Regions from separate parts of the Mus musculus genome. Here all the other regions are linked to region 1. Evidence: chromatin loops called from intact Hi-C (ENCODE). Cell type or tissue: heart. All regions are shown on one strand.

Region 1 (5,000 bases):
CTCTATAATCTGGGGGCTTGGGGCATGTACACCATGGATCCACGGTGATCAGATCACCCAGTAGGTCCACTGGCCTAAAAACCCTCTACACTGTCCCTACTTTGTGTTAACAGCCATTAAGCTGGAGAAAGTTAAATGACGTGTTGCTCAGGTCCACACAAGGAAGCAACTCTAAACTACACACCTACAGTAACTGCCTCAGTGGTCTCACTATATACCACCTTAGAAATAAAAATAAAAAAACCAGCATGTGCTTGGTGAGACTAGATTCTAAACACTGCCCTTTTCCAGTTGTTTATTCAAAGAGAATAGATATGGTAAGTTCAAAAGAAACATTGAAACCTTTTTCTATTATAGGCAGCATTCAGGATGTTACCACATTTCCCAGACTCCTTGACAACCGTCTCCTCCCCGGTCTTCTGCTTTACATCTTCTCAACAACAGAATGACATACTCATTCTTGTTCTATTTATATCAAATTAACTAAGCTGTCTGATTCCAGTACTGTTTCTCCCTATGCTTCTGATATCCATCCCAGGTCCTCCTCCCTGGATCCCGAGATGGAAAAATCTCACTTTTGAATATTCGTAATAGTTCATCTTTATGACATGTAAAACTTCCATAAATCGGCAGTGGTGGTGCATGCCTTTAATCCCAGATCTCTGAGTTCAAGGCCCAGCTGCCCTTTCGAAGTGACTCCAGAGGCTTACCTTGTAGAAGATTGACTCTGCAGTGACTATGGTAGAAACAGATTCAGGCGCTTTGATAGGCTACAAAAAAACAGACGCAAAAACATTTGAGTACCTATATAGTATGTATGGCCATTTTACCATCTACATGAGAACTATCTAATTTGAAAAGAACAAAATACTATTTGGTGACAGAAACTACACAACACACACACACACAGAATGTGAAGCAGGTGAATATTTCCACAATTTTTGCTACCAGTAACTTAAAAGCGCAGAAAAACAAAAGGTGAAGTTTCTGATTATGCTGCTAGGAGCTAACACAACACAAAGCTCTCTAGCACTCCAGTAGACATTAATAGTCCAAGTATAGAAATACAGTGGCTCTAAAAGACTGAGCATGGCCAGATGGAAATTATAAAAAATATACAGATAAATATAATTTTGTTGCAAGCCTGAACTCTTTAGGGTTCTTAGTAATTTGCCACATTGTACCACCATTAAAATCCCTTTTTAGAGCTGCAACACAAAGCTTATCACAACGTAAAAATGGCCTTTCCTGACTTTGTGCCATTCTCCCAAGAATGGATATGCAGAGAAATTGATAATGAAGTAACTGAATAGAACACAGTCTGAACTCGCCACGCAAGCCTAACAGCCTGAGTTGACACTGGGAACCAAGGCTCCTGAAATCTGTCCTCTGATCTGACCTCCACATAATGTACCCGGCATATGCACCAGCACTCTTATGTACACAATTAAAAACACATGTAAAAAGAAATTAAGAGGGAACAATTAGGCCTGGGAGAAGGCTCTGCATTTGAGAGCACTTGCTCTTTCGGAGGACCCAGGTTCAGCCCGCAGCATTCACTGGCAGCTTCTAATTGTCTGTAACTCCAATACCTAGGGAGCCAGTGCCTCTGCTAGCCTCTGAGGGTACCTGGTGCACACATGCAGCAAAACACTCAGACACAAGAAATACAAATAAATCTTTAAACAAGAGTCTACTATCTTTATGACACTTCTCCTGGGCCCGTTTTACAAATGAGTATGCCTACTTTAGAAAGGTGTTTACTGGCAAGTGAGGTATTTTTGTTCCAAAAGTAACAACCAAGCTGAGATAAACAAAAACATCTACAATATCCTTCACTGTCCCAAATGTACAAATAAAACAAAACAAAACAAAAAACCCTTACCACAGCAGGCATTAAACAATCTTCATACATCAGCTTTAGAAAAAGTTTTGCATTCATAATCACCAAACTCATCATGAACCAATAGATATTTTTTTCTGGGTCTATCATAACAAACAAGGTACTGATGAATTATGTTATTTGCCTCGTTCTTTAAAAGACATAAAAAAGTTTTGTTCTTTTTTTTTTTTTTTTTCCTTTCCTTCTGTTTTTCAAGACAGGGTTTCTCTGTGTAGCCATGGCTGTTCTAAAACTCATTTTGTAGATCAGGCTGGCTTCAAACTCAAGAGATCTGCCTGTACCTGCCTTCTGAGTACAGGAATTAAAGGTTAACACCATCACTGCCCAGCAACAAATTTTTCTTAATTAACTATGTATCAAGAGTCATAACTTCATTAAATTGTCAATGAACAAATTTAACCAATTTATAAAAAAAAAACCATAATTTCTCTTTGCATACAGATACACTGTGCTAAATTATAGAACATTCCTCTAGATTCATATTTTATATCTTTCAGATGAGAAAAATAAAAGCTGAAGAAAAAAAAACTGAGAAACTGCTTTTCTAATGTCAAAAACTGCCAATTTCTTCCAGGAGAGCTGTCTTTTGGGAAACCTTGCCTTCCCTCCAGAATACGGCCTAAGTGCACCTGAGAGGTACACCAGCCGTGGGAAGGCCCACCACACCCACAGTGTCCCATTAGGAAGCACAATGTCCACAACCATCTTACATTTTTTAACTTAAAAATATGTCTTCTCCCTTTTCCTTTCGTGGAAACTTTCTTTTCAGCAGCTGGAGCCGATTTGTATTTGGTATTTCTGAGCCGGGCCGACCTTCTGTGAATTTCTTGCTTACTCTGTTACACAATTTAGAGAAAAGGAAATTAAAACTGCAGAAGAAAAGCCAATACAATAACCTCACAAAGATCAGAGGATAATACACTTTGTTAAAAGAAATTAAAAACAAAAAACTTAAAAGACCGAGGGCTGAGATGTTAAACTCTGTAGGGCCTCCCAAGAGATGGCGCTGCTTTCAAGCGGGAAGAGGACAGAAGTGGGGGGAGGACAAGGCAGGAACTATTTATTATTCGTTTGCTGAACTGATCTATTTTACGCCCCCCCCCAAGTTTCCTGCATATCTCAGAACAGAATTCTAATGCTGACATTTTTAGCGACCTACTAATTTATTAACGTGACAAGGACTTGATGGGCAAGAGGTCCTCGACCTACAAGCAAATGGCCTCGTCCGGCTGCCCCGGTGCGTCCCGCACCGCCCGGTCTACGGCAGGAAGCCCTTCTCCCGAGGAGGGAGAGGCCGAGGGCTCACCTGCTTGCCGCCGCCGCCCCCGTTGCTCTGCGAAGGACCGGCCGAGGTGGTGGCGAAGGTGGTGGTGCCGAAGCCACCGCCGCCGCCGCCACCGCCCCCGGTCCCGCCCGCCACTCCCGCGCCGCCGCCGCCCCGGCCCGTGCAGTGATGGCAGAGGATCTCGCCCTGTGGACTCTTCTTCCACATGGAGGACGACGTAGTCTTGCACATGCTGCAGGTGGGCTTCAGGCCCAGCGGCATGCTGGCCGGCTCGGGCGGCCCCCGCGGGCGCAGCGACACGGGAATGGCGGCCGTCTGCACGGGCCGCCCAGGGGTCGGCCGGCCACCTCGGCGACTGGAAGAGCAAGGTCGGAGGTGCTGGGCCGCCCGCGCCGGGACCCAGCGGCCACCGCTGACCCCTGGAGGCGGGAAGCGGGCTCCCGCAGCCCGGGACCCAGCCCTGGAGCTGGGCCGCCCGCGGGGCACGCAGGCCCGATACTCGGCGCGGCCTCCCGGGAAAGCCAGCTCCGCCCTAGGGGACGCTATCCGGGGCGGCCGCCGCCGCCGCCGGGGTCCCCAGGGCGACCACGACCCTGCCTCCGCCCACCGGGGCTTCCGGCGATGGGCGGAGCTCCCGGGGCGGGGCGGGGCGGGGCCGAGTGAACCAGTGTGCCTGACCTAGGCTTTGGGGCTCCGGAAACCCCGCCTACTGGCCGGAAGTGGCCCTGCCAGACTTACCATTGCCTGTCACTCTTCTGAGTTTACAACTGGCTGGGGGGGGGGGGGGCTGGGGGGGGGGAATGGATGTAAAATTTCCCGTTAAAAGTGAATTTCAAATGACTAGTGAGAGTGGCCCATGTAATAGTAGTTATATGATACTCATACTTATCCTGTGTTTTCATTTGATAAATGTAGCCTTATTGATCAAGACCCTTTTAAAAGTCTTAATTAATTAATTTGACTTTGGAGGCTAGGGAGGTGACCTGATGGTAAAGTTCTTCTGGCACAAGCTTATGGCCTGAGTTTGACCCCCAGTACTCACGTAAAAAGCTAGGTGTGTTAGGGCTGGAAAGACAGCTAAGACTAGATCCAGTATTAGCACCTACACTGTGAAACTTAATTTAACATTCTTGCTTGGCATACTACTTAACATTAGAATAAAGTGCTCTCGAGCCCCCTCCCCCCCAAAAAAAGAATTGAGGGTCTAAGAAATTCATATAATAAGAACATTCAGACAGAAAACAGCAGAAACACCAGTGTGGACTGGATGAGATTAATTTATTAGTCAATGATTTATTTTACCTGGGTCAATGTAACAGTGCTGTGCACTGAATACTGAACGTGAGGGGTTTATGAGTTAGTTGGGTTAGAAATGAGCAATGTGCAGAAGAATTCCTATCAATTATTTCTCATGAGTTATACTATAATTAAAACGTTACAGTTTTGTATTACACAGTTGGGTTCAGAGCTGGGATATTTGTATCTTATATGGCTTCACATCACTTATTTGCATAAAGAACAAGCAATACATTATACCTTCCTAACGTTTAAAATAAAGTATATTAGCATAAAGGCTCCCAAAGAAGATTCCTGGAGACTGCATTGAACACTGCTTTAACTAGGGGTGATTGCTGGAAGAATTTATCGTTTTCTGTGAACTTTGGTTCGAGGAACTGGACACATTTCAACCTGGATTTAAATCACTGCAAAACTAGTAGTTCTCTGGGAGGACCATTAGCAAAGCAGATACAATACACTTTCACCTGGAAAGGAGATGTGTATTATTTGAGAGAATTAAGCCTGAACATTGGC
Region 2 (5,000 bases), 550 kb after region 1:
CCAGAGGGAAGCCTTGGCGCCGCCCTGTGGTCTCGAACCAGCCCAGAGCCCAGAGTCCCCGCAGCCACAGTCTCAGCCGCCCCCTGCTGGGCTCCCGCGGTCAGGCGGCCGAGGATTTAGGCACAGCGCGCCGGGCTAGTGACGTCACCTCTGCGCCAGGCCGAGGCCGGAAGTCAGCCGTTACTTCCGCACTCCGCTCCCTCCCGGGCGTCCAGAGGCGGAAGTGAAAGGTGTCTACCGGGAGCGTTGGTAGGAGCGCGGATGCAGTGTGCGGGCTGGGGCTGGGGAGCTGCTGGAGCCTTTGCGAGCGGCTTGCGAGTCTCTGCTAGACAGGGCGATGAATGGCTAAAGGCCATTGCAGAACTGCCCGAGGGAAGGCGAGCCTTCGATGTGGGATTACGGCGGTTCTGAGTTTAGACTCATCAAGCCCTCCACACTTCGTACAGCAAAGAGCTCGGCATTGGCTCGGAATTTGTAACTTTAGGGACAGTGCCCACCCTTAGGTTGTTGTATATATAGGGCATTACGAAATAATGTATGTGTAACGTGGGGTTCTGGTATTAAAGTGCGTTTGCGATTCCGCTACCTTCCCCCCATGCGTTGCCGTTTTCTTTTTATTATGACTGAGAAATGTTTAGTTTGCGAGAGGTCGTGCATCTCACAAAAATGATTTGACCTGGACTTCTTTATTCTCTACTACACTGGCGATATTTTTGCCTTTTTCTTTTCCAAATTAGTGGTGTGGTGGTAGAAACATCGGTTTTTACCTTTTCTGGAGAGATCTAAAGTCTCTTATGACAAAGTCGACATCGATATGTAGTTCTGTTCAAAACAAAACAAAACAACCCTGTACACTTAAATGCTGTGTCAAAAGAGTAGCGGGATTGTGGAATTCCCAAAGATTAGCAGTTTTCTTTAAACACCTGTTAGCTTTCCAGCTGTGGGATGGGGTGGGGTGGAGGGGACGGGAAGGGACAGGGACATAAATCTTCCATCTTGAACCTCGGTAGTTACAGTCACCAAGATGTTGGTGATATTCATGAAATTTAACGAAGCTTAAGAAAATGGTTTATTTTAGAGGAAGATTGAAGGCAATTATTCGATATTTGCTTTTTTTAAAATTTGTCTTGGGATAGTTAATTTGCCAGAGGTTACAAATTCAGCTCAACAATCTGTTTTTAAAAGGACATTGTGTTTATACAATGACTTGCAAATACAACTTGGGTTCATGAAAATGACCCTTTTTCTTTTCTGAAAGAAAAGACAATTTAACTCAGAAAAGTGCACGTGCTTTCCCGCCTGCGAGTGCGCTCATATGTGAGCTTTGAGTTTGATAAGATAGTAGTAGTAAGTGCTGAGGGGAGAGAGCATCTACTGAGAAGGTGATGGGAATATGAGAATTATGAGGAAAAACAATAGGACATGCTTCTAATGGAGAATACACACACACACACTCATGTGTGTGACATGAAAGTAAAAGAGGGACTTTGGGAAGATAGATACAGATTCCATTATTTGTTATGTCAGTTAAAAATAATGAAAAGACAGCAAGGACACTGAGACTAAAATAGGCAGGAACAAGATTGCTTTGTTGCTGTTTTGAGTGAAGTTGATTTGGTAAGGAAGAGAGAGAATGTAAAACCCTCCTGGGGGTGCTTACCACAATGACATTAATCAGAGGAGCGCTACTTTGGGTGCTGCATGGATGCTCAGTTCAACTTTATATGTTGATACATTTAGAAAATATTTATTTGGAGGATAAGTTATATAAAGAGAAACAAAAATCTACTTGTGACAAGTCTAACAAACTAATAGTTTTTTTTACCCTTTTCTTAGGAGTCTTAGCAAACCTTTTTCTTATTTTATTGGTATTAGAATTTCTGTTGAATATTCTGTGTCATGTTTATCGTTTACCGTGGTGCTAATCATCTGAAAGGAATGAGCTGTCTGGTAGTAATCTTCAAGCTGATAGACTTAGTATATGTATCCTTAGTGACTGATTTTTAAAAATTTATTATTCATATTGTATTTGTTATAAAATGTATGTAAAATAGAAATTGTCACAGGATAAGACAAGTATAATTGAAAATTGATACTGTCTATTGGATAATTTTGCATGCTTATTTATAACGCTTCTTATAAAACTTGGCTGACTGTAATGTGATAGTCTTCTGTCCAGTTATCCAGCAGAGGTCATCCATGAGCATCTGGAAGGGAAAAGGTTGGATTGTACATGCTAGATAGAGCTTGCTTTCTTCTTTCTTTCCTTCTTTCTTTTCTTTTCCTTCTTTCTTTTCTTTTCTTTTCCTTTCTTTCTTTCTTTCTTTCTTTCTTTCTTTCTTTCTTTCTTTCTTTCTTTTTTCCTTCCTTCCTTCCTTCCTTCCTTCCTTCCTTTCTTTCTTTCTTTCTTCTTCTTCTTTTCTTTCTTTCTTTTCTTTTCTTTTTCTTTTTATATGTATATTTTATTAATTAATTGAGAATTTAATACAGTGTATTTTGATCACATTCACTCCACTCCTCCAGCTCCTCCTAAATTCACATCCCATTCCATAACCATTGAAGTTTTTGTTCTTGCTCTTTTTTTTTCCCATTTTTTATTAGGTATTTAGCTCATTTACATTTCCAATGCTATACCAAAAGTCCCCCATACCCACCCACCCCCAATCCCCTACCCACCCACTCCCCCTTTTTGGCCCTGGCGTTCCCCTGTACTGGGGCATATAAAGTTTGCGTGTCCAATGGGCCTCTCTTTCCAGTGATGGCCGACTAGGCCATCTTTTGATACATATGCAGCTAGAGTCAAGAGCTCTTTTTTTTAAAGCCATTAAATTCAGTTAGTATTGTCTGTATTCATTTGGTTATATGGCCATCATCAGAATGTTGGATCTACTGGGGCCCACACCCTTGACTGGAAAAAAAAAATTAAAGGAGGACATGGCTGTTCCTGGATTTGTTGTAACAGAAGGGTGATTGTATATATGAGGGAGAAAACAGCCAGAGGCATCTAGAAGGATCTAGAGTGGATATGAGTGGCAGACTGAGCTGGGTCATGTGAGGAGGGAGGAGAGGACAGGAAGAGAGGGCAACCTTGAGCAGCAGCCAAGAGACAAAAAGGCCAAAAAGGAACAAAAGGCCTGGCGTTGCTGAAATGGCTGGAGGGGGATGGGCAGCCCAGCCTCTGACTGGAGAGTTCAGGGTAGAGGTGGGATATGCCAGCCAGGAGGACCTTGTAACAGATAAGGACTGAGGGATGATGGGAGAACCTGGCAGCCAGGTCAACTTTGATATGTTTAATGAATACTTCAGCTAGTGTTCTTGGCAAACTCTTGTCCCAGGTTTAAGACCTAACAACTTTGAATTAGAAAATTAATTGCTCTCTCCTCCTTTCTGGTATTGGGGAATTGAACTCAAATCTTCATGCATGCTAAGGATATATAATGTATCACTGACCTACCTCTGAATTACAGTCCATCCCTCAACTATATCAATATGAAGATGGAAATGAGTTTAGAATTATGGCATTGCAACCAAGAAAACAGTTTGGAAAACTGAGATAGAGATTAATGTTGGCATCTTTTGTCTACAGATGTGTGTGTGTGTGTGTGTGTGTGTGTGTGTGTGTGTGTGTATGATCCATTTAAAGGGTATCATATGTCTAAAAAAGACATTAAAGATGCAAATTAGATAATCTGAAGTGTGTTTTTTTTAGAGCTTCATTTAGAGTTTGAGGTAGCCAGAAGCAAAGAGATCTAGTGTCTGTGGCAGGTTCAGTTCAGACATCTGGCAAGTTGAAAGTTGAATTGTAATTAAAGGGCAATTTCTTAGGAACAAGCCAAAGATGTCAGAAACCACAGAAAAGAGAAGAGGTGGAGAGGAGTAAATGATTCTGGAGAGTCAAAGCAGGCACAGTGAACTAAAAGAACAATACAAGGGCAGGGCAGCTTGGGGCAGCATGGTGTTCTGCTTCTCTGTAAGTCAAAGAGGAAGAGCCTTGAGTCCATAGGGACCCAACAGAAGCCATGAGGCAGGAGGTGAGTGCAGAACCAGGAGAGCTGGAGGGCGGGATGCTTTCTCCTGGAGAGGCCCCTTGCATTTAAAGGATCCGGATATTGTCATTAGTTAGTCACATAATATTGTATGTTAACATTATATGTTATTTTACACAGCATTTGAAAAACTTTGGGCTACCTGATGATTATGGCATCAAGAAACATCTGGTGTGTGAGAAGAAACTTTCTCTTTGATTTAAGAGGCTGGATGCTTCAGTATTCAGCAGAAGTTTTCCTCAAGTCGATTTCATTCAGGACGTTTAGTGTGGAATGCGACAGTAAGGACAAGGAGTCTTTGGAGGAGGAGAGGGAGGACCTGCTGAGCAACTTAGTCACCATGGGCGTTGATATCGACATGGCAAGGAGGCGACAGCCTGGAGTTTTTAACAAGGCTGTTACGAATGAGCAGGAGCTGAAGATATTCCTTCTGTCCAAGGGAGCTAGTGACAAAGTGATTGGTAGCATCATATCAAGATATCCACGAGCTATAACACGCACTCCTGAAAGTCTTTCAAAACGGTGGGATCTGTGGAGAAAGATTATGGCATCAGACCTTGAAATTGTAAATATTTTGGAGCGTTCTCCTGAATCCTTTTTTCGATCTAATAACAATCTAAACTTAGAGAATAATATAAAGTTCCTTTGCTCTGTTGGATTGACTCATAAATGCCTCTGCAGACTGTTGACCAATGCTCCCAGAACCTTCTCCAACAGTCTGAATTTGAATAAGCAAATGGTTGAATTTTTGCAGGAGACTGGTATGTCCTTAGGTCACAATGATCCCAGAGATTTTGTCAGGAAGATAATTTCTAAAAACCCTTCCATCTTAATTCAGAGCACCAAGCGTGTAAAAACTAACATTGAATTTTTACAATCAACTTTCAACTTGAACAAACAGGACCTGCTGCTTCTGATATGTGGCCCAGGAGCTAGAATCTTAGACCTTTCCAA
Region 3 (5,000 bases), 86 kb after region 1:
ATCAGTCTCCCGCAGACTGCTATTAATTTTAAAATATTTTTTTAACTCAATATATCAACTACTCAATTTGTTTTACTAGTGTCTGGTTTGACAAGAGCTGTCATGGGTCAGGTGGAGAATGGTAAGTAGATGGTATAATATCAAGGAAAACAATAAGAACAGAATTTAAAACTTACTAACCCCCCTTTCTGGCTAGGGGGTAGTTCTATGATACTAGTTATATGAGGAAGGTCATTAAAGGTTAAAAAAAATCCAAGTAATTCACTGGCAAGGCCAATTTTCATATCAGAACCAAGTCCAACAACCACCAATGGTAAAACCTAACTAACAGTCCTTCAGATAATATAGTTGAGACTTTGAAACTAAATATCCAGAGAAAATTTTCTGCTCAAGAATTGTGCTAAAAATGGCTTTAGTTTGTGAGTTTGACTATTGTGAATTAGTTGACTTGTATTAGCTATGCTGACTTGATCACATTAGATTTAAAAGTCTAGTCTATGTTTAGAATCTAAAACAAACAGGTATACTTATTTATTCTGACTTTTTGAAAAGCATTTCTTTCCCTCCAAATGAAGTCTTGCTTTACACTGTTTTAGAAAACATAAAAAGTACACCAGATGAAACCAGTACACAGATCAGTCTGTGTTATATATATTCAGGGTGAGGGAAGGTGAAGAGAGGAGGATGGAGAGGCAGAAAGATGTGCAGGTACATGTAAGAGTGTGTGTGTGTGTGTGTGTGCGCGCGCGCGTGCGTGCGTGCGAGTGTGCACGGGAGTGCATGTGTGCAGGCCAGATGACCTGAGATGTTATCCTAGAAACACTATCCTCTGAGGACAGTGCCTCTGAGGTAGAGCCTCTCATTGCCATGGAGCTAGAGGGCTATTTTTTAAGAATGATGCTAGACTGGCTGGACAAGGAGCTCCAGGGTTGAGACGTTTCTGCCTCTAACACTGGGTCTATAAGTGCATGCTAGTATGTGTGTTCTAGGACATGAGGTTGGTTTCCAATGTTTGGGGAACCACTTTACCCACTCTCGACCCTAATGAGTAAATTTGGGAAGCTAACAGAGACACTTATTGTCTTGATTGTGGTTATAGTTCCATGGTGTACACATGTCTCAATTTATGAACTAATTTATTTTAAATGTATAGACAGATATATAACAATTGCATTACAGCAAAACTGTAAACAAAACAAAAATACAGCAAACCACCAAGTCTTTGCTATCTCATTCATGCAATGCTCCCCACATCCCTACACTTGGTACCCAATATTCCATGAAAAAAAATAGTATTAGAGACTTGTTTAAGATCCTTATAACATATTTTGCTTAAATCATTAAATAAAAAGTCCCCAGAGACAGTAAGATACTATACTATTCATTTATACTAATCTGCATTTGTTTTAAAAACTGTCTCACAAAGTTCAAGGTAAGACATGAGAATATATAAATCTAAGACAGATTATAAAGAAGAAATGAGAGAAAAGCATGAGAAGAAAAATTTCTACTGTAATACACACCCAATCTCTAGTGTAAGCATTTGACTTTAGAGTAACAGAAAAGAATTTCAATTATCTGTAGTTCTTACAGGTTTTCAAGGCTTTCTGACTGCCTTAAAAAAATTCAGAGACCACCAATGCTTAAAATTCGTGCGATATAAGATAGAAACTGATTATTGGTATTTAGGTGTACATCTGAAATTTATATTATATGTAATATAAAAGAAAATACTAATACAATTATTTAGTTATACTTCCCTTGATGTCAAAAAGGAAAGACAAAACTATTCCTTCTTTGTGAAACAGTACATTTCAGTTAACTCAAAAACCAATACAAATAATCAGCATCATTAAATACTGAAGACAATTTCATTACCAAGTCAAAAGTGCTATCAATTAGTAAGAGATGAACAAGCTGTTCATGTACTCACGCCTCCCAACAGCCTCTACAAAAATCATGTCCACAGGGCATATCCACTGGATCTTCAAACACAGAAATACTGCACATACAAATGTCACACTGGAGATGGACAAGAAAAATGACTTAACAGGGTCAGACTCTGAAGAGAAGCAATACATTAATTTTGTTCACTAGTTCAAAGTTACAGTAATTATAATTCTTAAAAATTGAAAAGTTTCAAAGCTACAAGGTTGACTGTCTTTTTTATATTTTCCATTTAACTAAGTTTACCTATTAATCAGCATTGAGCATTAGGAAAGGGAAATATAAGAAATAAATCATTACCATCTATTCAGGTCAAGATCACATGGTGTGCTACAAAGTAACCATTGCAGTATCTTTCATTCTATGCTTACTGTGGAAAATACACAGGAACAGAGAAACTTTGTATTTGAATACAACAAGTCAGGATATTAAGAGTGGCAACTTGAGTTGGTGATGCGGCTCAGTGGTACAGTGCTTGCCTAGCAGGGTTGATCACCTGAGTTCAAGTACCAGCATCTCTTAACGACTCCCCTAAGCCCCTAACACACACACACACACACACACACACACACACACACACACACACGCACGCACGCACGCACGCACGCACGCACACACACACACACACACGCACGCACGCACGCACGCACGCACGCACGCGCGCGCGCGCATGTGCACGTGCACTCGGGTAAAGTGTTCAAGCAAGCAAGTCTGATACAAAACTATGTAAACAATGCTATGTTAACATGACTTAGGAGAAGCAACTTTGTTACAAATGTGTATTACAGAAATAGCATTTTGCCTTCCCAAATGGTTCCTACAGAGGACGAAGGGAAGCTTTCTTATTTATTACAAATTTCAAGTGGCTAAAGCAGTCTAATGCACCATAATCTCGCACACAGCACAGCAGCAGGGTGCTGTCTGTTTACTGCACACAAGGGCAGGACTGTTGCCTGTTAAAGGAGAAGCACTGATTAAGAAAATGTACTGAATGAACTCAGAACATTTGCTAGAACAAGCATATGATCATCACAATATATTGCAAATGCTTTACAATATTACCATTCAGTAAATTACTTTAAAATTTTCATTTTAGATTAAGAATATATACTATAAACTAAGTTTTAGTATTTCATTATGCTTTATTTAAATACATTGAATATTTCTAGGTGAAAATGTAGTATATGGTTTTTCCAAACTGTTTTGAAGTGAGAAAATATTTTGCTTTTCAACCGATAATACAGATATCACAAAATCATTCTATAGTAGTAAGAACTTACAAAGGCAAAAAAAATTACCAAGCCTTCAAAACAAGGTAGGAGATTCAGTTACAGTACTACAACCAACCACTCTACAGGGCAGTATCACACATAGTTTAAAAGTTGAAAGACTAAAAGCTTTGGGAAGTATACTAAGCCATACCAAACTGGTATCTAAATCCCCAGGAGACAGACTGATTTCATCTGGGGAGGTGACAGAGGATCTTGTAGTCCTTGGAGTTCTCGGGGAAGGCAGCGTGTCCCAGGCATTGTACCCACTGGGTGGTGGGGTTGGCATCTGCACCCCTGACCGCTGGCAGCAGTTCTCTGGGTTGGACATCCAAGCTTCAAGCAACTTCTCCCTGTCCCAATCTTTAGGAAAAACAAAACAGATATATATGAAAACCCAGAAATTACAATGTTTGAAACATACTAAAAATTGAAACAGGATAAATGAAAAGTTAAAAATTATAGAATGTATTCTATATAATAGTAACTATGAAGGCATGTCTTGGTAGACAAAAGTTAGTAATATTTTAAAATGGAATTTAAACTACAATTACTAGTACCATATGTTAAGAATGTTCTCAGAATTCCTAGTAATTCCTACTATTATTTTAGGTAGATGTTTTACTTAGAATTTACTAATTTTTTGGTAGAGGTTTAATTTAGCCACATTTCTCTTTTAGAACATAATTTTGCAACAGCCTTCACATGGTCTTTAGTTGTAAAATGGTTATAGTCCTAAAGGTCATTTGGTAAAGGGTCTGAAAGAAGGAAAAAATAATTTGGGTTATAAATAAAATTTTAGTGAATTAACTTAGCTTAAATATGGATTAATTTAGTACAGATAATCTTCTTTATGTGAATCTTTATAAAATGGTCAAGTGAAAACATTATTATAAAGTCTAGAGTCATAAAAATCCAAAATTAAAAAAAGCTAAAATATTAAAAAATTTTGCTTGGTGTTATACATATACATATATGTATATATGCATATATATATGTGTATATATATAATATTTATTATATACATTAATTTATTTCTCCTAATAACATTTTCAGTTTTTATTTAAATTGAAGAAAGTAAGACCCAGGGAAGTTATGTAACTTATCCACTCTCAGAAAGAGACTTGAAACCTTTTTTGGGATTCCAAAAGTGTGTTCTTCCTCCCCATCACCACACACTGTCAAGTATATTAAAAGTGCCCCCCCCAAATGTAAAACAGAACAGCACAATCTAGTCATACAATGATTCATAAGAACCAATGTCAGCCCACTATTGCAATACCTGGACAGTCATGTTTGTTTTAACACTAACTGCAACAGCTAATGGACTCAAGCTAGGTACTGATCAGCAGATGAACAGATAAAGAAAACATCACACACACACACACACACACACACACACACCACGCTAACATAATTTTTACACATTCTATTAGAAGCTATGTAAAATTTATTAAAAGGTCATGGCCTTTTTTCCTCCTGTTCTGTTTCTACTTCCTGTTTCTTATGCCCACCATACCAGAAAATACTGTCTATAATTTCTGTCATTTCCTTAGTGTATATAGAACCCCACATACAGTAACTATCTCCCTTTTCTTCATTTTAGTAATATGAAATAGCATTTTTAAAAGTTACCTGCCTTTTTTAAATGCTCTCCAAGCAATCTGATTTAGATTTCAGGAAAAGAGAAATTCTTCACATGTTTTATCAGTAGTGGTTCATTAATATTTAATCACAGATGATAATGGTCCATTCACATTCAATGCAAGATAATTGTATAAGAAT
Region 4 (5,000 bases), 50 kb before region 1:
ACCTCAAAAAATAGGATAGAGTACACTGTAGTGCACACAAGCCTTTGAACCTGGTGGAGATGGGTAGGCAGAGTCTGGAGGAAGTTTTGAGTTCTAGGTCAGCTGGTCTACACAGCCAGTTTCAGGCTAGTGTTCACTCACATACACACACACACACATACACACACAGGAATATGCACACACATGCACCCCCCCCCCCCCCCGCCAAAAGGGGTTAACATAAAATAAAGCATTCCTTATTGGAATACAAAGTTGATTAACATAGAACTATACAAATAAGAACTGTCATTACTAATAGTTACTTTTTGTTTGTTTGCTTGTTTTTTGGAAACAGGGTTTTCTCTGTGTAGCCCTGGCTCTCCTGGAACTCACTCTGTAGACAAGGCTGGCTCCACCTCAAGAGGTCCACCTGCTTCTGCCTCCCTGGTGCTAGGATTACAGGCATGTGCCACCTCTGCCCGGCTCTACTATTTCCTCTTAATAGGAGGTACCAGTCTACTCCCTTTACATAAATTGTCCCATTTCATCCTTGCTCAGTGAACCTCAAGAAGTAGTCCTTTTTGCCATATGGATTTTAGGAAAAGAACAAAAATTTGCTTGGAGGACTAAAATTCTCCACAGTCATGAATCCACAGGACTGATAATTTACTTCAAACGTAATTCTTAATCTACCACACTACAGGTTCAAAATTTGCCAAGCACAGGTATGAGAGGATGGGAAGAGTATTGTTGTAAAGTCAGCCTTTTAAAAGCTTGAAGGAAGAGCTGGGATGTCACTCACTGTTAGAGTGATTAAGTCGCAGATGTGAGGCCTGGTGAAAAACAAACTGGAAGGCGAGGTGGAGTGGTGCATACCTTTAAACCCAGCACTCGAGAGTCAGAGGCAAAGGCAAAGGGATCTTTGAGTTCAAGGCCAGCCTGGTCTACAGAACTAATTCTAGCACAGCTAAGGCTATCCAAATAAACCCTGTCCCCTCCCCTCCTCCCCCCAATCAGGAAGACTGAGAGCAAGAAGTGCTTCTGTGCTTTGGGTACATTTGGGAAACAGTTGGGGCCAAAATGACAGCAACAGGAATAAGATTTTAACAGGAGTTCTGCTTAACTTGTACATACCTTGCACTCTGTAATTTCACAAATTTAATGAGATAAACTTCTGTAAAATCTTCCGCTGGGTATTCATCTAGAGCGTTATACTGTTCAATCGCACCATACAGAGCAAAACGCTCAACTAATTCCTTCATGGCTCCCACTGCAGGAACTCCTTGTATTAGTAAGTACTGAGACTCCAAATTGATTGTATATACCTAAAGTCAAAGGAGACCTCGTTAAATGTACTCTTCAAACAAGCCTATGGCAAATCGGTCCTCCCACCCCCTTTTAAATGGAGCTTTGAAAACAAGAAACAATCCGGTCTGCAAAACATACACACTAAACTGTCACTCTTCTGCCTAAAGACTACCACACTCCACATAAGGGTATCTGACTAAACCACTTAACAGACGTCTTTTCCAAAAGCTGACTCCAGAGAGGTTAATGTAAACAGCCACTGAACACTCACTCACCCTGGGCTTGCCCTGTGAGAAGCGCTATTGTAAACACATAGGATACAAAGCTAAAAATAGTGGGTTGGAGGTTTGGTAAGCAGCTAACCGAGGGTAGTGATAACCTTTGGTACCGGGGCCCGGGTTCTTCGTGCCCCCTCCACTTAGAGATGGATCTCACAACATCCCTGCCATGCCTTTATGGAGGCAGGCCTTGGGGAGCTAGTGCTCACAGGAATTTAGTGTCCCTGCCGAGGGGAGAGAAGAATCCGAGTCACTCTACCTTGACCGCGCGAGGGCGTCGGCCCTCCCGGTATTTGGCCCGCGAGTCACACACAGCCGTCTGGACGTGGTGATCGAATACGCCACCAGGTTTCCCGTCACTGGATGCCATCTTGCCGGCTCTAGTCCCCCGCGCCAGAACAACATCCGCCAGCCGCGCTCCTCTGAGTCCAATAAGAGAGCAGGATGGACCAGGCGTGCTAGGATTGGCTGAAGGATCGACCCCATCGACGATCATCTCCTGAGAGCGAGAATTCGACGAGCGACGTGCCGCCCCCTAGAGCTTCGGAGGTGGCCCGAGGGTGACAGCGGCCGGGCGTGGGAAGAGGGGGGCGGGCCTGATCGATGTTCTCGGGTTCCGACGCTCTCACCTGACGAGAAGCCGGTGGACTCCGCTCTCCGGTGAGAGTTGAACCTTGGGACAATGTGGAGCAGCGATCGCTTAGCGGGTGCGGGGTCTGGTGGGGCGGTCGTGACGGTGGCCTTCACGAATGCTCGGGACTGCTTCCTGCATCTGCCGCGGCGCCTCGTGGCCCAGCTTCACCTGCTGCAGGTAACGCGCTGGCGGGACGCGGACACCACTGACGTCTCGTGGGACTAGGGTCAGCTGACACCTTTTCCTGCAGGGACATCGTCTGCCACCGACCCCGAGCTGAGGCGTGAGCGAGGGCCCCCTGCGGGCATGGCGTGGAGTGGCAGCGTGTGCATCCACACCACGGCTAGTGTATCCTCAGACCCTACCGTGGAATTCCTAGTGCACCCCTTTAACTCGGTTAAAGCAAGCTGAGCATGCAAGGGTTCTGCCCCAGCAGTCAGAAGCGGCCCTCACTCAAGGATGGAAAGTTCTAGAGAGCTCTTACAGGTTTGCTTACAGGTTGCTAAAGCATTATCCTGCCAACGAGTTGCCGGTGCAGCGATAGAGGTGTTGAGTGGCAGACTTGGTTTGTAGATTACCAAGGTTTCCAACCTGTGCGAAAGGTTAATAAAAGGATAGATAGCTCTCCCTGCTCCGGAGGACTTCGAACATAGCAAGAATATGTGCGGCGAGGGAGGTGGGGCGGGGTGACAAGGTGATGGAATTATTCACACCCCACACTTTCACCTCGGTAGCTAGGATTACTTGGACCTCAGCGAGCTGTCTGGATTCTGTCATTATGGTGTTTCAAGGCTATTAACCATCGGTGGAAATACAGCATCCATATTTTCCTAAGAGTGAGCAGAAATAGACTCTCTTAGTTTGAGTGTATTCATGGGGTTAGAGTATTTGAAATCTAAAATCCTAGATGCATGGTACCTGAACACTGGGTCATAAAAAAAATATACAAGAGTTTGAAATGACTTCAAGTATTCTACCTTTATTTCCTCTTTGCTACATTTATCTTGCTTTTACAGTCCACCTATCAGAACACACCAATTTCATCAGAACCATTCTTACTGTTAGTTTATCTCCACCAAATATTCTCTAACTCTCTGGTTTGCTTTCTGGTGACTGAAAGGAATCATTCACTGTTACCAAATCCCAGCTTGGATCATTATTCCCTGTCATTTCTGATGGGGATTTTTCAGTGTATTTTCAAATCTCAAATTAAGCTTACCACCCCATGAGTTTAGAAAAATGCTTCCTTATGGTCGCTAAGAATTTGAACCTGACATGTTGTTGCTTCCTTGGATTCATCACTGTTTAGGAATTACATAGTCTTGGTCTTTATTATTATTTTTATTATTATTTGAGAAGTGAAGAAGTAAAATACTAAGCATTTGGATTAAGTCTTGCATGCTTATATCTAATCTTTATTGTTTATAGAAAGGTGGAGCTAGATACACATGAGGTTTCCTGTCCTGGTTTTTTGTTTTGTTTTGTTTTGTTTTGTTTGTTTTTTTCGAGACAGGGTTTTTCTGTGTAGCCCTGTCTGTCCTGGAACTCACTTTGTAGACCAGGCTGGCCTCGAACTCAGAAATCCGCCTGCCTCTGCCTCCCGAGTGCTGGGATTAAAGGCGTGCGCCACCACGCCCAGCTTCCTGTCCTGGTTTTGTGTAGTATTAATATGACTTTTGTTGAGAGGTCATTGCTTTTAGCAATTACTTGGTATGATACCATAAACTGACCATAACTTATATAACTGCTCACCATGATTAACTTTTGAACTCAACTTTTAGAAATTTAAAGTGACAGCTATGTTTTGCTGAAACTGTAAAGTGTTGTTGCTTATGGATCATTTTCATTTTTGGTTATTTAGAATTCCCAAAATAATTGTCTTAGTCAGGGTTTCTACTGCTGCGATGAAACACTGTGACCCAAAGTATGCTGGGGAGGAAAAGGTTTATTTGACTTACACGTCACATTGTAGTCCATCATTAAAGGAAACCAGGATAAGAAGTCAGGCAGGACAGGAAACTGGAGGCAGGAGTGTGTGCAGAGGTCATGGAGGGCTGCTGCTTACTGGCTTGTTCCTAATGGCTTGCTCAGCCTGCTTTCTTATAGAACCCAGGGCTACTAGGGGTGTTACCACCCACCATTGGCTGGCCCTACCCCATCAGTCACCAATTAAGAAAATGCCGTACATGCTTGCCTGCCGCTGCATCTTATGGAGATATTTTCTTAGTTGACATTCCCTCCTCTCAGATAGCTTAGTTTGAAACACATTAACAAGAAACTATCCTCCTGGTAGTGGTGGCTCACACCTTTAATCCCAGCACTCAGGAGGCAGAGGCAGGTGGATTTCTGAGTTCGAGGCCAGCCTGGTCTACAAAGTGAGTTCCAGGACAGCCAGGGCTACAGAGAAACCCTGTCTCGAAAAACAAAACAAAATAAAACAAAAACCCAAGAAACTATCCAAGACAAATTGGCCCAGAAGCATAGATAAGTATGAAAGCAGAAAGGTTCGTGTGTTGGGAATCATCTCATTTGACCTGAAGTCCTAAATATGTAACAGGGATACGAAGTTAGTGGGAGGAAGAGTTACAACAGTGACCTTTATCTGATTTACCTCAGGGTTTTCAGAATCCAAATAGTCTGGTTGTTCCGCAAACTTACTGAACCAGAATCTATGAGGAATCAACTTTTAAAAGACGTAATAAATCTTCAGGTAACTTACATGCACAGAGTTGAGAGCCGAGGCTATAGAACATGAAAGGTTAACAGTGAAAGGACCTGAGTTATCTAGGTTATTTAGAATT
Region 5 (5,000 bases), 160 kb after region 1:
ACCTAGATAAATGGTGCATGTACCCTCAAAGGGAAGAAAATTACTCAAAACGCTGAGGAAAGTTTTTCACTCCATTCATGGAGATCAGAGAAACTTTATTCATGCTTTTCCATCAACTGTATTTCCTCATATATGAAAATAACTTTGATCTTTTACCTACAGGCAGGCTATATAAATATATGTGTTTCACTTTCACAAGTGAGCACACCCAGGAAAGGAATCACGTCTCAGAAGTGAGGGTGCCGCAAGAGTTTAAAAGAGTGGCTAACAGAACTCTATCCCCATGGCTCAGCATGCACCTGTTTATAAGACTGCATACATGACTTCAGGACTCGTACATAGCATAAACTCAAGATTCTCAGAGCTTTGAGAAAACAAATAAATTAAGTAGGAAATGTTGTTCCTATCTTTCCTCTTTGTCCCAAAGATAAAAGAAACTAGTGGAATTTTCAAAAAAGATTGTTCCATGCAGCTAGCCATTCCCTGAGGAAAACCCTTAGAGCTTCTTCATCAGAAGCTGATTTTACACCTTCAACAATGCCCTCAAGTCTGCACAGTGCTGGGCTTCTGTGCCAAGGAAAGTCCATTTCCAGACAGACTGTGGGAGCTACATCTTCTGCGTCTGCTTCAAACTAAACTGTGAAGTGTAAAGTTACAGCCCAAGATAAACTGCTAAACGGCTTGCTGGGGTGACTAAACATATTTATTGTTCCTAAAGAAATAATTTCCAAGAAAAAAAAATCACCAATGTTACCATACTACCTTAGTTTACAGAATATTAACAGAACCTACACCGTACAGAGTAACATTATTTTTAGAATTATCATTTGCTTTCTAATAGTACCTTAAAAAGTAGTTAATGCATTGACAGCTGTCTAATCACTGACAGTATTAAAATTATATTTTAATCTAATTTCTGGAAAGTTCTGCAAAAGCAACCTAAAAATGCAAACTAAAATTTAACGAGAAACAGCCTAGTCAAACAGTAATCAAAACAGTAAGAAATTAACAGCATCCAAAGTACACTATCTAAAACTCCAGATGTTTTCACATTTGGTCTTCACATTTACTAGTAAACCTGAATGGGTCTTTCAATCCAAAGATTTTTCAACATGCCGTTCCATAAGAATGACGCTTGTGAGAATAAAAACTCTTCAAGACCTGCTTCATTACAGCTGTAGCTTCAATTACCTCCGACTCAAACATCAATGTACGAACAGTTCACACATACGTAGAGGAATGAGGGTACAGAGGAGCGTTCATTCTTTTGTTTGGGTGGCAAAAGCAACACAAATAAAGGTTCAGTGGTGCCATCTGCACCTATCCCCACCCATGACAGTCCTACAGAGCACTTTTAACCTAGTCGCTCCTCACTATTTCAGGTCCACGGAGTTAGTGGAATCCAAGGCTTTCCAGGTCCCAACAAGGGTTGCGGAGACTGTGAGGTCCGGGGTTCTACAGAAAATGAAGGAGGGCACGAATCTTTTGAGGACAGAGGGACAAGGCTATGTAGACGTGTGTGGAGGATGGGACGCGCCGCGGAAACCGGGAGGCTTGCAAATTCGCGAGCGCGAGAAACCCCGTAGGGCAGACAGGATGCTGTGCTCCTTCGGGGACGGGGAGAGAAGGGGTGACAGGGCAACCCTCGCAAGAGACGCGGAAGGGCGTGAACTAGGCAGGCTCGAGACTGCCTCGGCCAGAGCCGAGCCGCGAAGCAGAAACTTACGGTTACTTCTCCCGGCCGGGACCGGGCTCGCGTCGATTCCCCCCAGATCTGCAGGTCTTCCTCTGTCGCGGCCACCTGGCTCTCGCGCCGAGCGGGTGACCTCTCGGGTCCACTCGGCGCCCCACCCACCCGCCGGCGGCGGCGGCTGCGGGAGCCGGAGGATGCGCGCTGGAGGCCCGCGGGAAGCGCTGCGCGAGCCCGACGCGCCCGGCGAGCTCACACTGGGCGGGCGCCCCCCATCTTCTCCCGCTGCGCGCCGCCGCTCTCAGGCTATGGAGGAGGGGGGCGGTGGCGCCTGCCTCCGCCGCTCGCTCAAGTCCAGCGCATGGTCGTGCCGCGTGCGCACGCAGCCGCGGAGGCCGACCTCCCTTCCCCGACCCCCGTCCTTGCTATAGCTAGCGTCGGGCTCGGCTGCCGCCAAACCCCGCGAGCTCACGGTCGCCCGCTCCCAGACAGCTGCGGCCGCCGCGCGAAGTGGCACGGACCGGCACGAACGGCGGCTCCCCGCGGGCCGACCCGGAAGCTTTTTCAGCCGCAAACCTGAAGCGGCCTTGGGGGCGTAACCCCGGAAGTTATTGCCCGGCGCCGGTAGCGGTGGGATGGCGAGCTGAGGCCTTTGGGAGCCCGAAGCTGGTGGAGAGGCTGAAGGGTTCCTGGAGCCGAGGGAGAGGAAGGACGGTGGGGAACAGGTGCCCTGAGACCCGAACTCGCGGGGCGGCTTTTGGTGACAATCCAGGGGCTTCCTGCCACAGGAAGTTGGGGTGGGCCTCCTAGATAGGCAGAAGGAATGAGAAAACGGTGACGGGCTGGCTCCGCCATCCTTCGACTGCCGCCCCACCCACTGACTTGGATGTAGCGGCTCGGGAGAGGATCCGCCGCCCGCCCGGGTGAGTCTTTCCCGTTTCCTTGGCGGAAACAAGGAAAGCAAGGCAAGAAGAGCCAGACGCCGGCTGGAGCCAACGGCAGGAGCACCGAAGCTCGCCCACGAGGCTCTGCATCAAGGCGTGTTGTTTCTTACACGCCGGTACCGAAAAGTCACCGGCGTCTCTTGGGTGGGAACTTTTGGAGCAAAAGCAGCTTTGCATTTTTCCCGGTAGGGGAGCACTGGTGGGTGGTGCCAAGGGAAAGACTTCCCAGGCAGTGTTGTCATTGCCAGGACAGTGACAGCTTATCGATTGTAGCTGTCTTCTCCCATCTATCCGAGTTCTTCCTTTATGTCTCCTTTTGGCTTGCACTCTCTGCTCTCTCCTCCCCTCGGTCTTTGTAACTTCACCAGAAGCCTTGATGTGGTTGGCCGACCTCAAGATTTCAGCTCCATTCCTGTCCTGCTCTCTCAGGGAACTTAGCGTGTCTTTATTGTAAACAAACTCACTGACCCACAAAGGAGTAATTACCCCTGCTGTGGGCACTAAGTGAAAATTGTATGCCTCTCCTTTGTCAATCATAATGAAAATCAACAATATCCCTGCATATTTTTTAAAAAAATCGCAGACAGCCCTCCAAGTTATGAACCATCTCCACTTACATAAGTCCTCATTTTTTAGGCAGCATATCATTCATGCCTGAGCATTTCTCCAGTGCAGTGAGCCATATAGCATATTAGCAATGGCTTTATTTATTTTTATTCTTTTGACTAGTTCTCTCTTCCTGTCGGTTTCAGTTGCACCAGCTTCACCTTCATCGCTGGTAGCTTTTGTTGTTTTCCTGGCTTCAACCTTTGTTTCCTTTTATGTCATTGGAAGACTATTTTAAGTGCTCCAGTACAAATACTTTTTTAAAAATAAACTTAAAATAAAAAAAAAAAGAATTTTTGCGAATATGTTGCTAGCAGTAAGTTTGTTTTATATATTTAAAATATGAGTATTTAAAATATATAATGAGTATTCACAAATGAAACACTTTGCTAATAGACGTTTTCTTATGAATTGATTGAGATAAGAATTGGTTTACTTTAAATTCTGTGCAGAAAGTTAACTACTTAGTTTCTCCTTTAGGTACTTTATAGAAAGCATCATTTTCTATAGTTGCCATGTTCTTTGTACAGTGTCTATAATACAGTGTCTTTTTAAGAGGTTTGCAGTTTTTAAGGCTTTCATACATATGTATATATCTTGTTTATAGTTTATTATGTTTTAGTCGGTGTTAATCTGAGATGAAAAGCAGTTGCTAAACAGGAAGTTTTAAGAAAAGCCTTTTTTTTTCTATAGGCAGCTCTTTTGCATGTAGTGGATTTTTAGAATGTTCTTATTAAAATTTTTTTATCTAAAAAAAAATTCCATGAACTATCCTCAAAACTTTAAACAAGATGAAATGTCTTCATCCTAATGTTTCATTCAAACGTCTTCAAGGAAAGACCTTTAGTTTCGGCTGTCCCTGTCTCTGTTGCCTGGCTTTGGGACCCTTCCCCCTAACTAGGCTGCCTCTTCCAGCTCAATAGGAGAAGATGCACATAATCTTACTGAAATTTGACTTGAAGGCTGGTTGATAGCCTTGGGATGTCTCCCTCCCCTTTTCTGAAGAGAAAAGGAGAGTCTTAGGGGAGAGGAGGGAGGGGAAACCTTAGTTGAGATGTAACATAACTAAATAAATAATTGAAAAAAAGAAATACCTTTAGTTTCTTTGGTACAAAATCAGTGAAAACTTTGTAACTAAAAAAACGTTTTATTAAGACAAATGTTTGTGAAATAATACTTGTTAAGCTTTTAGACTAAATTTTATTTAAGATGCCAGAAGTTATTGAATTTTAAAAAGAATTTCATTTTAATGAAACTTTCAAAAATAAGGCATTTTTAAATTTTAGGAAAGTGAGTCAGGGTGTCAGAGTGACATCAGTTGCCTCTCAGAAAACAGAATAAAAATGTATATCCTCTCAAGGAACATTTTCAGCCCTTTCTTGAAAGTGCTCTTTTTCTCTTTTTTCTCTCCTAGGAGTTGAAGCAGTAAGGGACTCATTAAATATGAAAAAAACATTTTAATGCCTAATGGACCTTTTAAAAAATTGAAGAGAGTTCATGTAAATGTAACTAGAAAAGAAACTCTATGGTTGATGTTCTTTTCGAGACTTACTGGCATATAACTCAGAGAACCTTTAAAGGCCAAAAAGATGAACATATTCAATCCAAGAGAACCTTTTTAGTATAGCTGTGAAGAAGTAATTGCACTGACCACGAGAACATTCAGCAGTCACATATACAGCTGAAATTCAGTTATTTTTTCCAAAATTGCTCAGTGAAGACTTAGAAATAGTTTTGGGGGGTAGGGAGGATTACATTCA
Region 6 (5,000 bases), 460 kb after region 1:
TATGTTTTCAATACTGCCAATAAGCAGGGAGGGCACAATCTTTTTACAAATGTCTTTCTATTTAAAGAAAAGCACTTCTCTACACTAGAGTCTCTGCCTCTGTCTGTTCCGAAGACTTACCTTCTCATATGCATTTTCCAGAAACTCAATTGGACTTTTCCCAAATGCTATTGCATGGCCAAGGAATGGAATTGGAGAGTAAATATGTGGTGGACTTTTCTGCAAAAAGAAAATGAAAATTTTAGTTTTCATTTTATTAATAGGAAAGTTTCATATGATAGCCTGCTTAAGAATAATGTTTAAAAAAACCACACACACACACACAGTATAGTTAGACAAGGTTTAGCCTCAAAAGAACTCAAAACAGAAATGACTACACAGGAAGGCACTGCACACTCAAGGGGTGAAGGCTGGAAGATATGCCAAGGTGAGCCTTGGCTACATAACAAGTTCTACAGCCACCCTGGGATATAATAAATATCTCAGAAATGATGATGATGATAGTGAGCTTTTGAAATGTATCTAATGAAAGTAAGAAATAGTAACTGCCTATCGATCCCTTGGGTTCAGAGATTAGTTTTAAAGCAACTTGGTTGGAACTTAACGCTGGGTTAAGTTTTTACATCCCATTGTCAGTTTCGAAGGGATGGTTTTCAAAGCTACCAAATGTTGATTACAAGGGTATTCATGAACTATATTTGGAAGGCTTGAAATTAGTGGTTTGGTGTAGCGCTAAACTAGAGAAACAGTATTTTAACAGCATCACAGGAAAGCGCTTCCCACACTCTCAAGTCACTTATGAACTGTCTGCAATTTCCCTGACACTGCTATTAATCATCGTTATGCCCAATAGCCCACAGTATACTAAACACACAGGGCAGTATCAAGAGTGATGGCCACCGGGGATGCAGCTACCCTTAACTTGCCATCAAGGCCCTCACAAAGAGCCCAAACACCTCTGACAACCAACAGTAAAGTCAGTACAGTGCTCTGCACTTAAGAGTCATGGATGGCCAAGGCAATCAGACCAGCCAAATCCATCCAGCAAGGCCTCCAGTCTGCACATCCATCACTGACTACAAACGCTGCAAAGTAGGATCCTAGCCAGAAGTTCAAAGCCGCTATCACAGCAGAAACGGCGACGGCCAGCACAGCCCCCGAGTTCAGGTTCCAGCAAGGAGACCAGAAAGACCACCACAACAGCAAAGATCAGGCACGGGCGTCTGCAGCCGCCACCCCAGCCTCCCGCGCGCCCGCCACCGCTAGCGCCCCCCGAGCCCGCCCGCTTAGCCGGGGCACAGACTGAGGACCCCGAGGTGCACGTACCGCTCCAGCGGGCAGCTGGACCATGTGGCCCACGGCGAGACGGAACAGGTAGACGAGGCTGAGAGTGAAGGCGCAGGCGATGAGCAGCGTGGAAAGCAAGTTGCCTCCTGTCACCTGCTCCATCGCCTGTCCGAGCACCCAGCCGCCTGACTGCAGCAAGCCCAGAAGTACCATCCCGACCGTCGCTTCGATCCGCCCGGTAGGCTGGGGGCCGAGGTCGCACACCGCTTCTCGGAAAAGATGGAGCAGGAGAAGCCGGCAGATAGAAGTCGGGAGGCGGCCCCGGCCTGATGGCTTAGTCTGGCCCGGGCCCTTCACACGCCCACAGACAGCTCGCGCGCCACCAGGACGTCACAGACGGGGCGGGGCTTCTGGTGGCCACGCCTCCGTCTAGGTGCGGGGATTCTTGCGCCACCGAGGGGACCTGAGGAAGCAGGCTCTACCGTGGCACTTGGACTCGGTGAAGAAAGTGATGGCTGCACAAATGATCGCGCCCCGAGAACCGCAGACCACGAGGTCCCGCGTGCTTAACGAGCACGGCCCCGGCAGCGGGCACGGACGAGCCTGGCGGAGGGATCTCAGGACCAGATTGGTGGCGGACAGCGGCAGAGGCGAAGGCGCTCTGTGATTGCACCACGCGCTGCTGAGGTGATCTCGGCCTATGTGGCGTCAGCAGAGCTGGCGGCCCGGGCACCGCCCCCTCCGTGGGGCGCCCGCCTCTGCGGCTATTCGCGGAGATGTCACCTCTGGGCTTTGTGAGACCAGCCCTTCGTGAGCCCTGCACCACGAATCTTGGAAAAAAAAAAAAAACACTCCTGCAGATGCAACCTGGAGGGTGAGACCATCGGATCACCCGTACAATCTGCTTGACAGGTTGTTCGTGTAGGGCCACATTGCTAGCAAGTGATAGTTGTTTGGTGTGCTGCTGTACCAAGACAAGTCTTTTAAAATAAATACAGGCCATAAAGTAAACTGAGGCAGATGTCCCCAAACTCCTGTTCTGATAGCTGGATCTGAAGCAGGAGTTACCCTGATCTCACTACAAATAAAGCACCTCTGATGACATGTTTCCAAATTAACCCTCCTTCCAGATCTTTGGCAGGTACATTTATTTATTTAACCAGGGTTAAGAGCTAGATTTTTTGCTAAGTTTGGAGATGATTGTGCAGTGATTGGCAAAACTGCAAGCACCTCCAGGAATGAGTAAGATGGTCCAGCCACCGTCTAGATAATTCCACCTAGAGAGCTCACATTTTATCGTAGTCAGTCAGTGAAGCCCACTCATTACCTCTTCCCTAGGGTGACTGCCACCTGCCTATGTAGGAAGTGCCTAGTAGGAAGTCTATATAGGATGGACACTGCTGTATACCAATATCCTCCTGCCTCAGATCAGTCACAAAATCTTGTAACACTCCATTTTTATTGTCACTGCTGTAGGTAAGAGCCTCTTTATTTCTGGCAGTAGTATCTACAACAGGAATTTTGCTCACTCATTTCTAAGCCTGTCTTGTGTGCTACGTCTTGACTTACTGGAGTGACTTCAGGCCATTGTTGAACTTGAAAATTGCTAGGGGAAAGACCAGTTCCACAATTATCCAATTAAAGAAAGCTTTATTTAATACTGGCCAGGAAGATGGACACTGGCCAGGTCCATACCCATGATTCCCAAAGAATGGCCTCAAGCTACATTAGACAGGTGCCTGTAGAGGCCAAGCCCACAAAGCTATGGTGCTTCCAGCCTTAGTCCACTGGGGACAAGCATCCTTCCAGTCAATGCATCTCCTGCCTGTGTATCATCAAGCACCTCCTGTGCAGCTGGTGCAACCAACCTTGTCTACGGAAGTGAAAGTACATGAACAACAGACTCCAGAATACCAGGATGTTATCTGTCAGTGGGCAAGTGGGCCTTAACATTGCACACTAGGAATCTCAAATATGGAAATCCTAAAAGATCAAAACCCTTAAATAAAGATCAAAGGTACAGTGTTATTAAAAAAAAATGATGCTGTTGATCTGTTTTTGAGTTACAGTTCTGGCAGGCCTGGACCTCTATGTATACTAGGCTGACCTCATTCTCACAGAGGTCCACAAGCCTCTGTAGCTGGATTGATAGGTGGGATCCAAGATATATGCCATCACAGCCAGCCCAAATTCTAAAACTTAACAGTTAAGGAAGATTAATTTGAGTATCATGTATAAGTATGGCAATATTTCATATACCATCTTATACAATAAAATAGTAATTACATTTTTTCAATCACAAACTTTCAGGCATAATTATGACAGTTGCTCTAAACAATGATTAGTCAAAAAGTGAACTATAGTTTATAATACCAAACACTGGGAGGCAAAGGCATGTGGATGTCAGCGAGTTTGAGGCCACCCTGGTCTACATAGTGAGTTCAAGGACAGCCAAGTCTACATAGTAATGATCTATGTCAAATACCCTGTCAAAATGAATCTATGAATGTATATCACCACGATTGGTAATTATCTGTAGCTGGCTTTATAACTACAACCTGAAATACCATGACAACCCAAGTTAATGAGACTAAACAAAATTGTTATGAGTTACAGATTACCATGTGGTCCAAAGAGCCAAGATCCCAAAGAGTATTTTTGTATGTACTGACAAAGTTTCAGTACACAATGTTTACAAACAAAAGTTACTTGTAATGCATTTTTGTAGACTCAATGTTAGAAAATAAAAATGTGTAAAACAAGTCTTTATACAAGTCTAAAAGTCTTGACACACTGGATATAATGTAAAGAAATCATGGCAAGTTGTCAGAAATAATGGTAATCATCAAAAAAAGTTTAAAAACTTGCTGGCTGTAATATTTCATAACTATCACCTTGTTGGGGCTGGCCTGTAGCTCTCATGTCTGGGTTCGAGCCTGGGAGGCAACCTGGAGCTGGAAGAAAAGAGGGAACCTAGGCGGGTAGAGAAATAATGGAACCAAGACATGCTAGTCTGTTCAAGGTTCAAATGTTTAATGGCGGACACACTTTATAAAGGAGAGGGGAGGCCCATTCCCGCCAATTCATCCTTGGAGCCCAGCTGCAGATGACCACGTGAAGGGTAGGATGTAGTCTCCGGAATAGCTTGGCCGATTCCCAGCAGGTAGCAGCAGGGACAGTGGCTGAACAATAGAGTGATCTAGGGAGGCAGGCTCCACCCTAGGTAATCTCCTTAGTGGCAACAAAGTCGAGGTCTGGCTCAGCCTGTTTCAGGCTTGTTGGAGGTTACATCACCTTAATAATAAGGATACTGCAACAGGAAGATTACCAGGAGGTTGAGGCCAGTCTAGTCTACAAAGGGAGTCTAGACCAACCTGTATGAGAAAGTGAGATTCTGTCTCAAAGAGATAATCTGACATGTCAGACTGTATTAGAAAGAAGGACTATTAGCAGTGAGATAATGCAATCCATAGAGCTGGCCAACTTTCATGACTATGAGTTTGAAGTTGTCTGTCTTCGATGAATAATTTTGGTCTTTTGTGCATGTCTCTCTTCGAGGAATATTTTCAGTTTTCTTTTGTTTATTTTTTGTACATTAGTTTTATGTAGACCTGTTCTTTTTGAAGTTCATCTGAGGCAGTGTACAGCAATATGACCATTCTTACTAAATTCTTCTGTCGTCTGTACCATGGTGTTTAGAGTACGTAGAAATC

Evidence for each region. A loop is a pair of places that touch in the nucleus more often than their neighbours do. Peaks named below come from ENCODE experiments on the same cell type or tissue, not always from the same donor. Only the 100,000 strongest peaks of a DNase experiment are listed, where the experiment ranks them.
Region 2: a loop joins it to region 1, with 15 times the contacts of the local background. A loop is called at or near these places in 6 of 42 quality-filtered maps.
Region 3: it touches region 1 in a loop (2.9-fold over the local background); 2 of 42 quality-filtered maps call a loop at or near these places.
Region 4: a loop joins it to region 1, with 4 times the contacts of the local background. A loop is called at or near these places in 3 of 42 quality-filtered maps.
Region 5: a loop joins it to region 1, with 5 times the contacts of the local background. A loop is called at or near these places in 21 of 42 quality-filtered maps.
Region 6: it touches region 1 in a loop (4-fold over the local background); 4 of 42 quality-filtered maps call a loop at or near these places.

Annotation. Positions count from the first base shown.
Region 1 is chr5:3,644,171-3,649,170 of GRCm38, forward strand. It overlaps Gatad1 (GATA zinc finger domain containing 1), which reads right to left and starts at 3,766. Exons shown (of 5, transcript NM_026033.2): 1 at 3,210-3,766; 2 at 2,614-2,739; 3 at 711-770. The coding sequence starts at 3,449. In heart, CTCF peaks have their summits at 2,895 and 3,835; a DNase peak (open chromatin) is centred at 3,871; H3K4me3 peaks cover 2,008 bases; H3K27ac peaks cover 1,792 bases.
Region 2 is chr5:4,192,170-4,197,169 of GRCm38, forward strand. It overlaps Mterf1b (mitochondrial transcription termination factor 1b), which reads left to right and starts at 198. Exons shown (of 2, transcript NM_001042670.1): 1 at 198-249; 2 at 4,167-5,000. The coding sequence starts at 4,192. In heart, a CTCF peak has its summit at 2,187 (motif pointing right); no DNase peak of the experiment used is centred here; H3K4me3 peaks cover 874 bases.
Region 3 is chr5:3,730,607-3,735,606 of GRCm38, forward strand. Ankib1 (ankyrin repeat and IBR domain containing 1) reads right to left here. Exons shown (of 20, transcript NM_001289527.1): 6 at 3,370-3,578; 7 at 1,934-2,022. Among named protein-coding and RNA genes, the nearest start is that of Ankib1, 70 kb to the right of the region's middle. In heart, no CTCF peak of the experiment used is centred here; no DNase peak of the experiment used is centred here.
Region 4 is chr5:3,594,142-3,599,141 of GRCm38, forward strand. It overlaps Rbm48 (RNA binding motif protein 48), which reads right to left and starts at 2,406. Exons shown (of 5, transcript NM_172991.4): 1 at 1,825-2,406; 2 at 1,114-1,304. The coding sequence starts at 2,061. It overlaps Pex1 (peroxisomal biogenesis factor 1), which reads left to right and starts at 1,925. Exons shown (of 24, transcript NM_001293806.1): 1 at 1,925-2,376. The coding sequence starts at 2,248. In heart, a CTCF peak has its summit at 2,495; DNase peaks (open chromatin) are centred at 2,030 and 2,420; H3K4me3 peaks cover 2,513 bases; H3K27ac peaks cover 1,774 bases.
Region 5 is chr5:3,800,871-3,805,870 of GRCm38, forward strand. Ankib1 (ankyrin repeat and IBR domain containing 1) reads right to left here and starts at 2,254. Exons shown (of 20, transcript NM_001289527.1): 1 at 1,727-2,254. It overlaps Krit1 (KRIT1, ankyrin repeat containing), which reads left to right and starts at 2,295. Exons shown (of 17, transcript NM_030675.3): 1 at 2,295-2,613. In heart, a CTCF peak has its summit at 2,806; DNase peaks (open chromatin) are centred at 1,561 and 2,391; H3K4me3 peaks cover 2,884 bases; H3K27ac peaks cover 2,208 bases.
Region 6 is chr5:4,102,808-4,107,807 of GRCm38, forward strand. It overlaps Cyp51 (cytochrome P450, family 51), which reads right to left and starts at 1,890. Exons shown (of 10, transcript NM_020010.2): 1 at 1,327-1,890; 2 at 121-219. The coding sequence starts at 1,500. In heart, no CTCF peak of the experiment used is centred here; DNase peaks (open chromatin) are centred at 1,684 and 1,944; H3K4me3 peaks cover 2,428 bases; H3K27ac peaks cover 2,178 bases.